2 separate regions of the Homo sapiens genome follow, and region 2 is linked to region 1. The links are chromatin loops, found by intact Hi-C in ENCODE. Cell type or tissue: MCF 10A. All regions are shown on one strand. Each heading gives the region's core, and the rest is flanking DNA. Links, peaks and the distances in the headings are about the cores only.

Region 1 (8,342 bases), core at 159-8,158:
AAAAATATTGGACTCATAATGATTCTTCTCTCTCAAACCTCACACCCAATCCATCAGCTAGAGCACGAGTTACTTATATTGGGAAAAACTAAAAAAGGAGTAAACCTAGGGCAGTGGGAGGAAGAAATTAAGGTAAAATACAAAGCAGAGCAGTAATAGAGCTACTTTCTGGGCAGTGTTTGATGGGATGAGGAAAATCTAAGCTGAAGGCATTTGAGCCTTGGAACTCAGGTTGCTGGGAAATCACATCCTAAGCCACATTCCCTTAAAAGAGCTAAAACTTTAAAGTGGTTTGCTATGTTTTGATATGTCTTAACATCAAGAGTGAGTTAGTTGGCAAAACTCAAGCTGTCAACCCATGGGTTAGAAAGAGACTTTAGGTACCCGTGAGAATGTTTTACATAAAGTTTACCTAAAGTATTTTCCATTTCCTGCTTCTGGAAACATTGTGGGACCTGAATGGAGAAGCCAGAAGTGCAAAGTCATAATAATAATTTTAAAAAACAGTGAGCATTTGAACCAGTCTTAGAAAAATGAATGTTCTTTGTTGGCATATCTACAATAAAGCAAAACACTTAGCTGAAACATCAGGGAAAGGAAATGATAAATGTCATGGGGTAAAAGATGGTTAAATACTTAAGTATCTTGATTATATTAATTTGAACCATGAAAAGGAAGTAAGTACTCACTGTCCTTCTGTTTTGATTTGGTATACATTTCCCAGCATTCAAATTCTCAGCACAGAAGGTTCTTGCTGTTTTGCTGCACCAAGTTCTTGGAAATCACATACAGATCCCCCTAAAGGAGATTGGAACAGTGCAATATTTGGGGACTGCATTCTCCACCCAAGGATTTAGCATCAAATGAAAAACAGGTATAACCAAGAGCATAACACAAAAGAGCTTCAGTGGCTCTGGTAAAATTTTATTTTTTTAGCTATTTATTATAGAAGGATAAGTTTCACCCTAGTGACTCCTTCATGGACAGAAGCGGAATCCTTTATAACTTCTAAAAAGATCATTCCTCAGACTGGATTTCTCTCAGTGTCAGATTTTAGGCTACAGTGTTCAAGTCACAAATATGATTGCCCTGAATGCAATCCTGAAAGAGGTGAATTTCCAAATAGGTCCTTTTGCCAATGGATATCAAGTCTGAATTTCCCGTAAAGGAGATTGTTAGAGACTAAAATAATTTCCCTCTTTAAATGAAATGAGCTTGGACATTGGAATCTGAAAGCCCTGAGGTGGAATTTTTGCTATGCCCTTCACAGGCTTTCCAATCTTGGAGAAATTATTTAATCTCTCTTTGTGTGTTTCCTCTTCTGTACAGAAAAGATAATACCTACCTCGTGGATTTAATATGGAGGTTCAACAGATAACATGTTTAATGTCTGGCAGTTAGTAAGCATGATAACATTATATGTCAATTATATACCTTTTATTTCCTATTTAACCAACACAATTTTTTTGTTTCTTCTGTTTTTATAAATAATTCTATTTTAGTGTGGTACCTCAAATTAGGACAGAAGTCTCCAAACACCGATAAATTCTTATTCTCAAAAGTAAACTTCATTATTCACAATAACCAAGATGTAAAAATAACCAAAATGTCCATTGACAGATGAATAGAAAAAGAAAATGTAGTATATACACACAATGGAATACTACTCAGCCTTTAAAAAACAGGAAATTCTGCAATATGTGACAACATGGATGAATGAGGACGTTCTGATAAGTGAAATAAGCCAGTCACAGAAAGATATGTGATTCCATATGTGAAGTATCTAAAGTAGTCAAATTAATAAAATCAAAGAGAACACTGGTGGTTGCCAGGGGCTGGGGGGAGGGGAAATGGCGAGCTGTTAATACTAATCAATGGGCATAAAGTTTCTGTTTGCAACATGAGTAAGCTTTAAAGATCTGCTGTACAACATTGTACCTATAGTTACCCAAACTGTATGGTATGCTTAAAATTTTAAGCGGGTAGATCTTATATTGTGCTCTTACCAAAATAACATGTTTAAAAATCATAAAGTCATTATCATAGCTATCAAATTTGATTGTCATCTCTATTGCTAATATTAGTAGCTGTCATCTATTGAGTGCTAATTCCTGCCCAGTACCATGATTAGTGTTTGCCACTCTTACATGCTTCCCCAGCAATCCTGTGAAGCAAGATACTGTTCTTTTCCCCATTCTCAAGATGAGAAAACAGAAGGATTAAGTAAGTTTCTTGTGGTCACCCAGCTTACAAGTGACAGAGCCGGGATACAGACTCAGGCACCCTGACTTCAGTGCCATGCTCCCAACCACTATGATTCTGAAGTATTATTTTTATATTCTAGTACTATATTAATATGATTGTCTGCCCTTGAGAGGAGTCATTTATTGCCTTAATAACCAATGACAGATCTCCTCCAAAAAAGTAGAGATTGGACATGGAAAATGTAACCTAGGAGGATGTTTCTATTTCTTATGTTTGTTTCTTTTTTCTTTTGCCTTTTCCTATAATAAAACCAGATATTTGAGTGGAGATTCTATGTCATTTGCAGAAAAGTGAGTGGGTGGAAATAATCCATAATGTTTAACTTTTTTAATTATTTAAGATTATATATCACTGAAGAAAATCTCATTTGATCCCTGCAAACCCTTTCCCATTCCCCTTATTTAATTCTGTGAGTCAAAGAAAAGAAAGGTCCAGAATAGTTATTATATCAGCTTAGTTCTTATTATTAATACCATGCTTTCACTCCCTTGGATATTTTCTGTATTTAATCCGTTTACATGCTTTTTGCGTGTTGCCATAGTAAAGCTCATTCCGTGATGTGAGAGACCCTAGTGCTGAAGAAGGTTTTCTTAGCGTTAAACCTCGCATTTTCATTTCCGCATTTTATCTTGGTGTTACCAGGGCAACCCAAATAATTTCATTTTCTCTTCGAAGTTGATGCCCTTAGCCTGTTATACCCTCATGCTGACTCATTCATGTTCTTGCCATTTTTTTTCTAGTGTAATTCTGGTAACTACTTTCTTTACAACATATGTTTTCTGCTTTTCTTTCTATAATCATAGCAGCTAATGCATTGTTGGAGTAGTGGTTAAATATTTGGAGGGATTACAAATCCCACTGAAGATTGGAAAAGAGCTGTGGACTTTCTCTTCAGAAAAATGTCAATTTAAAAAATAATGAATGAAAATATTGAATATATAGAAGTTTATTCAAGTATCTCTTTACAAATCTATTTGGTTCTTAGCTTTTGAATAGCAAGTTGCAAGAGTTTATACAGCAAGGAATTTATCAAAAAAACTATCTGAATCTATTCCATCTTTAAATTTAGATTGTGAAAGTAAAGGTACCTGTTTATTTCTGTTTTCATATCTTCATCCCAGGGCAGTCCCATGCTTGGTTTTATACCCTGTTTGTCTCTGGCATGTCTCTTGGCAAACCACCTGCAGGAGTTAAAAAGCTAGTTGGTATGCATCTTTTCCAGTGCTGGCCTGGCTTATGCAAGCCCCTTGGGTTTGAATCAGTATAAAGAGCTGAAGAGCAAAGAAAGGGGATAATACATTTTTTGGTTTCCTTGTTTATAGATCTGTTACTCACATATGCTCTTTTTTTTCTTTCTTTTTATTTTTTTGAGATGGGGTCTGGCTCTGTCACCCAGGCTGGAGTGCAGTGGCTATTCATGGGTACCATCATAGCTCACTGCATCCTTAAACTCCTGGTCTCAAATGATTCTCCCACCTCAGCCACCCCAGTAGTCACATATTCTACTATAGCTTTTTATTTATCTTCTATCCCCAGTGCTTGGCACTTAGTAGTTAGGTAAAATGTGTTGAAAAAGGTTAGGGAGGGAAGAAGGTTAGAGAGGAGGAAAGGAGAAAAGGAAAGAGGAAGGGCATACTCAAGGAAGGGAAGAAAAAGAGAAAAGTGAAAAACAGATCAAAGGAGACTATCCTCTGAGCAAAGACAATCTCTGTGCATAGCTCAGAAGTCAGTTCCTAAGGAGGAATTCTAGGTGGATTTCGAGTGAGGGGCCCTCATGGCAGGCTGACACACATTTGGATAAATGCAGGAGAGTAAAGACATGGTTGACCCACATGTTGCTGCGTGTGTTCAGTCTCAGGAGATTGTTGAGCAGCCCATGACCGGTGATGACCATCCCACTGAGATTCTAACGGCCTTCAGTGCCTGTCATGAGAATTTTGTGAACTTGGTACAAACATAGGCTATTGAGCCAGATTTTAACATGGAATTAATGTGGAGGCATTAATGATGTTTACGCTGAATTAATGTGGAGGCATTGTGTGGAGGATGACCAAGTATAGGTCAGAGTCAGTTTGCATGTTCTAGAAGGCAGTTTTCTCCATTTAACAGCCACATGCAAGGTGAAGCTGTGAAGCTTTACATGAATCTGCAGAAAGCATGGGTAGATTTTCACACATACCGTACAAAACAACTTTTGGTGAATGAGTCTTGTGACTTTTTGCCAGTTCCATCTAAGAGCATGTCATGTGTTGCCCTCCTTGTCTCAGATCATCTGGACTGGCTCAGGCTACCCCTATCCTTATGTCTCTACAGATAGAAAATGACAGGGCCCAACCTTATTCAAAATAAACAGAAACAAAACATTTATGAGTAATGGATAGCAAAATGAAACATTTTAAGAGGGGAAAAACAAACAACAAAAAAAGCCATTACGTTGCAGACCCTTCACTCTGTCTGAAATGTTCTCCTGGCCTTGGCCTCCAATTTTACCTAGCTAACTGTTACTACTTATACTATACTTCATACTTCCATGCAAGCATCACTTCCTAAACCCCCAGTAGTTCAGGTCCTAACATATACTGTCAGAGTGACCTACACTTCTACTTCATCATGCTTGTCACAATTGTGATTAAATGGTTGTGTGTCATTGTTTACTGTCTGTCTTTCCACCATAATGCATGATTCATGAAGACGGGGATTATGTCTCTCTTACTCATCACTTTATTCACATTAACGAGCTCAATACCTTGCAGATAGAGCTATTCTAATACTTATAGAAAGAATAAATAAAGTTCCAGGCATCGTGGTAAGTGCTAGGAATATAAAGCTTTCAAAGACACCGCATCTGTCCTTTGGAAACGTTGTACTCCAGTAGCTATCTCCATTGATAATCTATTCAGCCTCTAGAAACAGAAAGACCAAGGATACATTAAGATCCTAGAACTTTCTCCACCCCCATTCCCCTACATCCCATGTCTTTCTCACGATAATCCCAAGACTGGCCGTGCTTGTGTCCAAGGATGTGGAATAGAAATGAACCAACTTATCTTTCCACCAATTTCCATTTCTTCGTTGACTGGATATTTATTTATTTATTTATTTATTTATTTTTATAGAAACAATTTTAATTTATATCTGTGTTACCTAATGTTTTAGGTTTCTAAAACATTAGGCTGTGTTAAGTTTTTAAGATGGGTCATTGGAAAAGAAGATCAAACATTACAAGAACAAGTAAAAACAAACATCCCCACAGTTGTTTCATAAACCCTGTCCTTTCCCTTGGCCCTAAGCCTACTTTCCACTGCCCAAAACATCATCTACTTCATTCCTAAGTCCTTCTTCAGAACTTCCAAAGATCTCTCTTCTTTGAAGTGTTGGACTTTTAAAAGTGTTTTTTCTTCTTTCTTCCATACTTTTTTCTACTTGTCTAAAGTTTTAATTGAATTCCTATGACCTTTCTATGCTATTTTTTATTTTTTAGCATTTGTGATTAATATATTTAAACCTCCCAATTTAACAACTTTTGAGCCAGTTTTGCTCTTTTCAAGCACCCGCAATCCGCCTTTTTAATCCTCCTGATGAAGTTGCTGAGAAAAATCAGTTCTGAAATCAGCTTTAGATGTCACCTTGCAAGTTGATACATTACTAGACTTCCATAGGTTTTCAACCGTTTAAAAAAATATATCTGCAAGGTCTAGATATCTTTGAGATGGTTTTCTCAGGAAGACCTCATCTGGCTCCAAGCCAGCTTTCTTACTAATAATAGCAACTCCAAGTGATTTCAAAATACTGTACCGTTTGTCAATGAAGATGGCACTGTTTTTGGTCTTGTTCCAAGTTAGCTGATGAGCTTTATATTTCTTCCTCTACTTTTTTTTCTGACATAGGATGCAAATTAATAAATCCAAGATATTACACTTAGACCATTCTTGTAACTTTCTTTTTAATTGCTCATCTATTTACCCAATAAATATATATTGAGCACCTACTATATGCCAAATACTGTGAAGTGTTGGGAAAACAGTGGTGAACAAAACAAATTATTTCTGCCTTCATGGACCTTATAGCCTAGGGAAGACCAATGTAAATCCAAGAGCACAAATGAATGGAAAGTACTCTCTGACAGAGGTCATCAGGGGGTATCCTCAATGAGAGCCTGAAACTCTGGATGTGACGGAGTCAGAGAGATTGGGGACAGCTTCCCTGAGCAAGTGGTGCTAGAACCTGGGTCTGCGGTATGCATAGGAGTTAACAAAGCAAGGTGGGTGGGTATTGAAAGAACGTTCCAGTTGTAGGATTAGTACCAAAAGGCCCCTGCCACTATTATTTATGTCTTCTTTGTGATGACTTTTCAGGATCTACATAGACTGTTGGCCTTTGCTATCATGCAATGTATGTTACCTAGTTTCACTATTTCTTTTTGAGGGAGGATAGGTTTTTTATCTTTTTAAATTAAAGAACATATCTATCTTCAGAAACAATGTATTTTAATTAAATGATTCATATTTTCCGAGAATATTTTTCGTATAGATGTTCGGCACAATGTAGATTTGAGAGACCAGTAACATTTGGCTATTTCCACCTAGAGCCTTCCTATAAAGAAACTTTTCATGCCCTTTCTCAGCTTCTAGAATGTGTGACTCTATGAGCATCAAATGTGTTTGCATTAGATATTTAGCTCTGCTGTGAATAAAGAAAACTTAGAAGAGGGAACTCATAAAATGTCTAACTTGGAAAAGATGGCCATTAAATCAGTATGTTAAATATAGAGCCAAACCCAGCAATTATTTCTCCTTTAGATACAAAGCCTTGCATTAAATATTCATTAGCTGGACAGACAAAACCTAACATTCTGATTTTTAGGTACATTCTTATCAGTTTTAATGCTCCTGAAGGGCCATTTTTCCTGGAGGCTGGAGGACCTGAAATTTTTCCTTCCATCACAAACTTTACTGAGCTCATCCAACAGGAAAGACCAATCAACAGCTGGCATGAGATGGAGGGCAGCCTTCTTGAAAAGCTCCAAAGATAATTAGTCAACCGTTAGTGTTTTTCTGCAATTATCAAACTTTCATGGTCCCTGATTCTAGATGGTACATTTTAAAGGTAGATTCCTGTAAAGATTAGCTTAACTGAAAAGGAAGATAAAAATGATCATACTCTAAACCCATTAGTCTTTCAGTCTCTCACTTTAAACATCAGTCTCTTGGTTTCTGTGCAGTGTTACTTTGTTTCCTAGTTTTTTATGTTTAACCTAGCTGGAAATTTTAAATTTTACCCCTATTTAACAAAAACAAAAACAAGTGAAAAAGTGTTTGACAAAAAGTTGCTTTAGCTTCCTTGTCACACTTTTTGGTTGACAGTTTGTATAAGTACCAGTCTACCATCTATTTTTATGGAAAGGTATTTGAAAAACAAGCTACATTTCTTGTCAGAACAGAAAAGACAACTTTCTCCCTATGAAATCATTAAGAGTTCAACTCAAAAAAACAAAAAAACAAAAACAAAAACAAAAAACCTTTTTTTGAGTATTCTAGGCCCCAGAGCAAGGAATATAAAATAAAAGGTGACCCCTTGCCTTTTCAGAAAACTGTAAATTCCAGAAGTTACAAAATAAACAAGAAACTTTAGTTTTAATGCTCTTGAGGGCAGGAGTCTTCTTGCCTTCCGCACCCTCCTCTCCTTGCTGCCCTTCATCAGAAAGAAAGCAGCATTCCCCGCACATGGCTTTGCCAGCTCCTGTCATGCCTGGGTTTTCTGGGCTGCGCTGTGTGTTCATGGTGTGCCTGCTGCTTAGAACCCTGTGCCCTCTTTGTTCAAGGGGTAAAACTGGATTGGAGGTAAACCTCAGTCTCTTTCTGTACATTGAAGGAAGAGATCAATGATCTTCAAACCAATCATTACAGATTTCCCCAGTTGAATTTGACTTAGCTTTTGGATGTTGAGACTGATAAGGTGATTGAAAACCTGGCCTTAACCACAGCCAATGATATTGAGAGTTCAAGGAGAAACACACAGCCTTTTCAAGGGTTTAGAATCCGATTGGGATTGGGAGGAGGTGTGTATCCACGCTACCT
Region 2 (8,342 bases), core at 56-8,055, 53 kb after region 1:
TTAAAGTTCATTTGAGACTCAGTGGAGTATTTACACGGTCAGAGCACAAGGCCCACATATTTCTGAATGTAAGTTTGAATGTCATCCTAAATTTGCAAGTAGGAAAAAAGTGAAAGCTGTTCATTAGCTACATAATTTTGTGTGAGCATAGATGTTTGAATGCAGACTATACTGTAGGTTTCACATTTAAACATATTTGAACATATTTAGGGACAAATTATTAAAATAGTTATATGATCAGGCATATCATAAGTGATAGAATATTCCCAGAGTTTGAATATTTTGCATAAAAGATACAGGGTAGGCAATGATATCAAACATCTAAACCAAATTGGCCATTCCAATTATTTTAATCCAGGGATTTTTCTGTTATAAAGTTTGAGAAGTAGAAAATGGGCTTTCTCCTTATTTTTTAATCCTTTACAGAATTAATTTTATTTCAACTCGAGTTACATCTGGACTTTTGCCATTAAAAAAATACTGCTTGGTTCAATCCTTATTAGCCTCAGGTAAAAGACATCTCAGGAAAAGTGACACAAAAGAGGCAACCTCTAAGTTTTACATTTTTTATCTCCTCCACAGTTCTTCTAATTAAAAAAAAAAAAATCAACTCCCCAGAAGTGATGCTGATATGGCAAAAAAAATATATAGCATTTCTTCACTTTGAATTGGGAAGGTTCTTGGGATTTCATTGTAATTTAACATAGACTATGTGTGACAGTTTTGTTAAAATCATACTCTAATATTCAGACAGCTTAAAAATCTTTCTTAGGATGATTTAGTCCAAGAATAATGAAAACCAATGCAAAAATGTAAAGATGTACTCCCTATGCATTTGAGCAATAAATGTCCACAAGCTTATGAAATGAGTTCTATTCATGTCTATTGAGCTGTATGGATAAATTATATCTTAGTAATTTAAATTTCTTTGTGAAAACTAGGTTGTCAAAGTTGCCACTCTTAACAAAATTCTAAAAGGCCATGTACAACAATGATATCAAAATGAAAACCAAGTTTTATTCAATGGGTGCAGGGCGTTTCTGTGAGCCTTACCAACAGGAAGTCAATTTGTTCAAAATTAGAAGACTATTTTTTCTGAACTCTCCCCCAGGTTCTAGCCTCTGGTGGTGTGACTCATAGACTTCCCTGGTAATCACACTTTGAGCCTTAACAATATCAGCATGCTAACAGATTTAGTAGTTTTATGCATTTAGAAACAAAGACAGGATGTTGACAGCCTTAAGTGATGAAGTATTTAAAATAAATTCATACTTGTAAAACTAAAAACTAGAGATTCCAATCTAAACATTTAGCTACGTAAATATTTTCTTAAGTCCACGTAACCTCTCAAAGAAACTGATTTCATGTCAAATGGGAAATACAAAGAATGTCAGATTAAACACCTGGTTTATATTAAATAAGGCTGTCATTTGTTGGGGGGCAAGGGGAGAATGGAGCTTAGAAAGCAGACTCCTGATAAGGGGTGCTTAACACACTTTCTAAAATTCAGAATGATTTGTTGCCCTTCAAATTCTACCAGCTTTAAAATAATCAAATCTGGGCCGGGCGCGGTGGCTCACGCCTGTAATCCCAGCACTTTGGGAGGCCGAGGCGGGCGGATCACGAGGTCAGGAGATCGAGACCATCCCGGCTAAAATGGTGAAACCCCGTCTCTACTAAAAAACACAAAAAATTAGCCAGGCGTAGTGGCGGGCGCCTGTAGTCCCAGCTACTTGGGAGGCTGAGGCGGAGAATGGGGTGAACCCGGGAGGCGGAGCTTGCAGTGAGCCGAGATCCCGCCACTGCACTCCAGCCTGGGCGACAGAGCGAGACTCCGTCTCAAAAAAAAAAAAATAATAATAATAATAATAATAATAATAATAATCAAATCTGAAGTACTGCAAACCAGCTAGGTAATTATTTTCAGGTAACGTTCCCTAACTCAGAAACTGCTAGTGACTATTAAGTGCTTCAGTTATAAATCTGATCAAGAACTTGCATCAAAAATGCCAGGAAGTTAACTTCAAAATCTTATGGGAAAAACTGATAATGACATTCTCCATCCCCCTCCCCATCTCCCCACCTGCCAAACTATATCCTGCGTGGATATTCTTAATAGCACAGCACTACACTATGGTAAACAACTGTAAGACAAAAGTTGCATTCTGGGTTGTTTTCAAATGTTTAGAATCATTTTTTTTCTTATATATACAGGGAGGAAAAAAATTATACAAAAATTTATCCAGGATTCTACAAATGCTTTAAGTAGGCTCAATAATAAAGGAGTTATACTTACTCTATTTATGTACTTTGATCAGACGGGGCACACAGAGTATTGGGATATTCATAGAAATGCCCTTTCTGTTGTCAGTCCGTCCATCCAAATCCAATCTAGGGCCCTGCATGTATTAAAATCCATGAGACTTTTTAAAGAGTTTTCAAGACTTATTTAGACTTTCTCTTAACACTTTCTACCTGCCTCATTATTTAGGACACTTACCACTTGGATTATGGTTGTTTTAGGACTTATCATATCTTTCTTTCCAAAGTTGGAGGCCCAGTGAGTGCAGAAACCAAGACTTGTTTATCTCTGTATTTCTCTGTGGTGCTTACCCTTGTGACTTGTACCCAGTTGGCTCTAAAAAAAACACTGAATCAATCAAAAGGCCTAACTCCATTAACTGAGGGACTTAGAACATGAGGGACCATCATCTCTGTTCAAATTCACTCCTAGGTGCAAGAGTTTCTTAGGGCTACCATGACAAAGTACCACAAACTGGGTGGCTTAAACAGATTTATTGTCTCAGTTCTAAAGCACGATGTTTGCAGCAGGGTTGGTTCCTTCCAAGGACTGTAAGGGAGAGTTTGTTCCGTCCCTCTCTCCTCATTTTTGGTAGTTTGCTGGCAATCATTGATGATCCTTGACTTGTAGATGCATTACCTCCATCTCTGCCTTTATCTTCATGTGGCATTCTCCCCATGTGTATCTATCTCTGTGTCAAAATGTCCCCTTTTTATAAGAACATAGTCATACACCCTAATGACTTCATCTTAACTTGATAATCTGCAAAGACCATGTTTCCAAATAAGGTCATATTCACAGGTCCTGAGAAGTAGGGCTTCAACATCTTTTAGGGGGACAGAATTCAATCCATAACACTACGCGAGATTCTTCTCTTTCCTGATGAAGCTCTTAAATTCTAGTTTTATTACAAGCAGAGATTTTGGAGCCATTGAAGAGTAGTTAGTCCAGAGGTTTTCAAATAGTGTTCCAAGAATCTATAACTCTCCAACAAAGTATCTTAGAAGAACTCAGGGAGTGAACAGGGCTCCTGGTTTTATATCTGTTGCAATTAATATTTCCATGTAACAAACCAGCCCAAAACTTAGCGGTGTAAAGCAACTACATTATAACACTCAGATTCTGTAGGTAAGGAATCTGGCACAGCAAAGACCTCTTACTTATGCTCCATGATGTGTGGGACCTCAGTTGGCAAGACTTAATGGCTAGGAGCTACAATCATCTGGAGGCGTCTTCACTCCCATGTCTGGTGTTTGATTCTAGCTGTTGGCAGGAACCTCAGCTGGGGCTATCAGCCATAGCAAACCTTTCCATGCAGCCTGGGCTTCCTCCCAGCATGACAGCTGCAGGGTAGTCAGGCATCTTACACAATAGCTTAGGGTCCAAAACAAGTATTCCAAAAGACAAAAAGGATGCTGCATCATCTTTCATGGCCTGTCCTCGAAAGTCACATTCCTCACTTCTGCCATGCTCTTATTAGTTAAAACAGTCATAAATCTTGCCCCGTTTCGGAGCAGCGGCAGAGAAGACACAGAACCCACGTTTCAGTGGGAGAAGTGCCAGTGTCACATCTTAAGAATATGTGGAACAGGAGTTATTGTTGTAGCCATCTATGAAAAATACAATCTGTCACACAATCTCACACCAAATTCTTCAACCATGGAGCAGCACTTCTAAATGTTTTACATGTAAGGACCTCTAACTCTTTAATGTTTGCTAACATTTATAGATAGGAAATATAGGATGCATAGAGGCCAAGAAACACTCATGAATTTCATACAATCTTTCAGCATATCCAGTAATTATTGTAGAAAAGCAGAAAATTTACAAACCTAGTGTTTTCATTTCTCCTTTTCTTTGGGCAAGCAGGGGGAACCTGGCAGAATGCGTATTATGAATAGCTGCAAGAAAGCCATCATTTCATTTTATTCCCTCTTTAAAATCATTATCTTTTTGACAGGATTTCAATGAGGCACTTTTACAAATTTTGGTTAACGCTCTTACTTCTCCTAGTGTAAGCCAAAATTTCCTAAATGCTCAGAGACGGGTGTGTACACACACCTCTTGTCTATGACTTACACAAATGAATAAGAGGAAATGTCTCATCAGTCTCTGTGGTGAAAATGTGGAGAGACCAGGGGTGGGGCCTTAGCCAAGCCCCTGAGCTTCCATTTTTATCCCAGCACAGAAGTGTGCTCAGGGCTCTAGCTTCCTGCCCTCCCCAGCCTGACCCTAGTGAAGGTTACAAACCCTCCCAGTGACTGCAGGACAGGCAGTGAGGGCAGGTCTCTTGCCTCCTTGCTTTGTGGCAGCCTTCTCAGTTGGGTCACATCATTCTTCTAGATCAGGAGGAACATTTAGGGGTTGGAAAAAGTTTTCTAGGAAAGAATTACTCATGAGCAAAGGGACCAGAAAAGTCCCAGAGATGTTCTTCAGCAGACAATTTAAACTAATGACTCGCTGCTGGGCAGCCTGCCCTATAATGGCTGATGTAAACTGTGTCTATGTAATGCTGTATTAAGATCTGCGTTCTCCCTCCAGCCTACTAAATCTCCAAACCAAATCATTGAGGGCTTGCGTCACTCATGTTTAATCTTGTAAAATCCACCAACACATTTTGCTTGTTCAGAAAGAATATTCAATAGTTATGATCGTCCATGATAAGGTTGCAGTGCAGATGTCGAACTGGAGTCTGTATGTCCCCTAAGATTTAGATGAAATTGGCTATACCCCCAAGTCCACTGCCCTCCCTAAGGTTTCATAAGTTTCCAATGTGTTTACATTTTCAGGCCACTGACTCTGAGCCTCAGTCTCTATGGAACATCTTCCATTCATCAGCTCACCATTGCTTAGGTTAGATCTCCATTCTAGAGTTTGATCCCTGTTCTTCAGTAAACCACTGCCCTCTTCCTGGATCTCCCCCAGCACTCACACTAGGTTTTTGTGCATTTTAGAAACTTTATTGAAGGTTTGGAGAGACAGCAGAGCATTCATGAGAGCAGTGCAAGCTACTCTAAAACCCCATGTTTGTGAAAGCCATCCCCATCTTCCCCCTCCCAGCCCTTCCGTCTTTTTCTCTGCTTCACAACACCCGTCTCAGGTTCCTCACTTCTGGCAGAGGGCCCTCTCACTTTCTCTCTTGTTTCCTGGTCTCCCACTCTCCACCTCCTCACTCCCACCCTTGGCCCTCCTAGCGGCTTACCCATGTATTTCTCTACACACTTCCATCATGTAGGAGGGATTCTGGTGTCTGCTGTCCAGTTGTTTGATCAGCCTGATACAAGTCGTTGCTTGACCTCTGCCTCTTTCCTGTCTTTCACAGCCCTCCTCTTCTGCCCTCTGCATAAGCCAAATCTTCAAGCTTACTCCTCAGCCTTTTGTACCCCTTTGTCCTTACCCCAGCACTTGGTGGCCTCATTTACCTTCAGGGCTATGTCAGCAGCCTTTTTTGGCAACTCCCAGATTTCTAGTTCTGGTTAGCATCTCTTTTCCACCTCCCACCTCCAACTGCCTTATGGACATTTCCTCCTGCCTGTCATCTCCAGCTTCATGTGTTTAGAAGTAAACCTGTTCTAGGCACAACTCTCGTATTTGCAACTGCCTCCTAAATAATCTCGTCATCAGCCACTCCCGCTTCCACACTAGACTCTCTCCTCTTCTCCACCATTAGACTAGTGTTCCCAGCTGTAACTCTGACCTTATTGCTCCTCTGCTCAAAAACCTTCCCAGTGTCTTCTTGATATTGTCTGTGGGCCTTACCCTGACTTTCGAGGTGGACCACAAGATAGGCTTGACCTGCATTTCCAGCACAAGTCCTGGAGTCCAAAAGGAGTTCCAATTCTTACTATCCATTTACCTGATGCATGACTTTGAGCAAGTTTATTTAAACTCTCCAGCCTCTGTTTATATTGAAGATATCCAAGTATTGACCCTTCCCAGAAAGTAGTAAAATGTCTTGATGCTGGTCCCACCCTCAGCCAAGTGCCTAATTAGCTATATCATGGAGCAGTTAGGTGGGCTGGGAGAAGAACTGAGTGGAGTTGGGGAAGACGGTTTGTTCCCTTTTCTCTGAAGTTCAGATGTTGACAGGTAGCTGGCATTATAGGCACTAAGGGCTACAGCCAAAACTTTGGCTGCATCAGAGAATCTGAGCCTGGGAGGCCCTGATGTAATGCATGGCCATTACACATTTGGTCCAGAGTTTACATCCCATCTCTGCCGCTTTCTGCATGTGTGTTTTGGAGCAAATCAGTTAGCTCCTTGAGCTACATCCTCCTCATCTGTAAAATGGAAACCCACTTTAAAAGTTCCTGCGAGGATCAGTGGCCTGAGGTATGTGATGTGCCTAGCTCAATGCTTGTACTCAGAAAACTTGCTAGTCTCATGATGACTATAGACTGAACTCTGGCTCTGGATAATATAAAAATTATCTACAATACTGCACATTTTCCTAAAGTCAACATTTTTTAACACCCAGAATGTGCTAGACATTGTTGTAAGGGCAGCAAGTTTGTATCTTTGTCCTTAAGGAGCTAGAGCATCATGGAAGAGTCACAGCTAAACAGCTACCACTGGGCAGCAGGATAAGTGATGCAGTGAGTGTGTAAGTGAAGTCCTCTGGCAACACAACTGCTTTTTCAACCAACCAGCATTTTCTGGGCACCTTCCAGGTAGCACATACTGTTCTAGATACTTAAGGACCAAAAATCAATACTGTGATCCTTGTTCTCAAAAAGTCCATAATCTAATAGGAAAAGGCCTCCATGCATTCAGATAGCTACAATGTGTTGTAAGAGCTAACCCAGAAGTCTGTTCACACTAGGAGCAGCGGGGAAAGTGGGCCAGAGTCACCTGGCCATGGGAAAGATTTCAGGAGATGAACCTGAACTGAGTCTTGATGCAGGTGATCCCCAGAAGAGAAATGAGAGGACGTCAGGGAAAGAGCTTTTAGGGTGGGGACAGAGGCCTGAGAGATCACGTGATGTCATTTGGAGGGCTTGGTGCCAGGGAAGGGTCACGGCCATTGGAATGGATGAGAGGTAAAGATGGAAAGATGTGAGGATCAGCTTGAGGGTGCCCTGTGTATTCCACCCATGCCAGAGACCTCTTTATTTTATCCTCCAGCAGTGGGAAACTGGGGAAGGTGTTTAAGCCCATCCTCAGTTAAATTCAAAGGCAGGATAATCTTACAGTCTGTCTGGAGCCTCCTCCCTGTGTTCAAATTCTTGTAAAAAGAAAGAAACTACCATCTCGTTTTTTAGAAATCCAAAGGCTACAGAGAGAAGCCAAGAGTCGGCAGATTAACAATGCCCCAATCAAATTTCATGGTGCATGAGACTCATAAACATTAATGTGTTACTTCAGCTTGTTCTTGGCATCACTAGACCTCAGGAAAACTACCCAGCAGGCCCATTGTCCTTTGTCCCTGCCTCTTCCTCCTTATTTCACACCCCGGTTTCTTCCTTCGCTTTGCTGCTGTTTTCCAGCCGATTAACGGGAATTTGCCCTGTTTCATGTCTACAAAGTCAAAAGGAAACCACCCAGTTTACCTGAACTCTGAGCGCCATTCTCAGTGCAAAGCTCTCTTCCTCCCTCTGCCCCTTATCGTACCGGTGTGCTCATCTGTGAGGTGCCATTCTCAGGGTATATGAGGATGTGCAAAAGTTTGTATCTGCTTATCCTCCTTCAAGCCTGCTCCCCAGGTAAGTCCAATCTGCCTGCTTGGAGCCCTGTGGGCTGGATAACTCAGGGCGAGAGACACAGTGGAAGACGTAGCTTGGTTAGCCAAGTGTCCCCATTAGGACTCTTGCTCTTTTTCTGTCTCCAGAGGAAAGGTGGAGCTTTCCTGCCCACAGAACTTAGTTTCATTTTCCCATTCTTTCTAATGCTGTGTTCCTGCCCTACCCTCCTGGGTAGCACGGGTCTTAGTGTTTCTTCTGGACAGCACTCTGCAGAATGCCTTGGTTCTCCCAACCAAGGGCTTTGATGCTAATGGGAAGACCACAGGTTGAAACGCTAGAGAGCACACTTCTCCTCTGAT

Evidence for each region. A loop is a pair of places that touch in the nucleus more often than their neighbours do. Peaks named below come from ENCODE experiments on the same cell type or tissue, not always from the same donor. Only the 100,000 strongest peaks of a DNase experiment are listed, where the experiment ranks them.
Region 2: a loop joins it to region 1, with 2.3 times the contacts of the local background. A loop is called at or near these places in 4 of 110 quality-filtered maps.

The regions. Positions count from the first base shown.
Region 1 is chr1:89,667,437-89,675,778 of GRCh38, forward strand. All of the region lies in intron 1 of LRRC8C (leucine rich repeat containing 8 VRAC subunit C), which reads left to right. Among named protein-coding and RNA genes, the nearest start is that of LRRC8C, 38 kb to the left of the region's middle. In MCF 10A, for the core only: no CTCF peak of the experiment used is centred there; a DNase peak (open chromatin) is centred at 4,915.
Region 2 is chr1:89,720,404-89,728,745 of GRCh38, forward strand. No RefSeq gene overlaps it. Among named protein-coding and RNA genes, the nearest start is that of LRRC8C, 91 kb to the left of the region's middle. In MCF 10A, for the core only: no CTCF peak of the experiment used is centred there; DNase peaks (open chromatin) are centred at 1,128 and 4,428.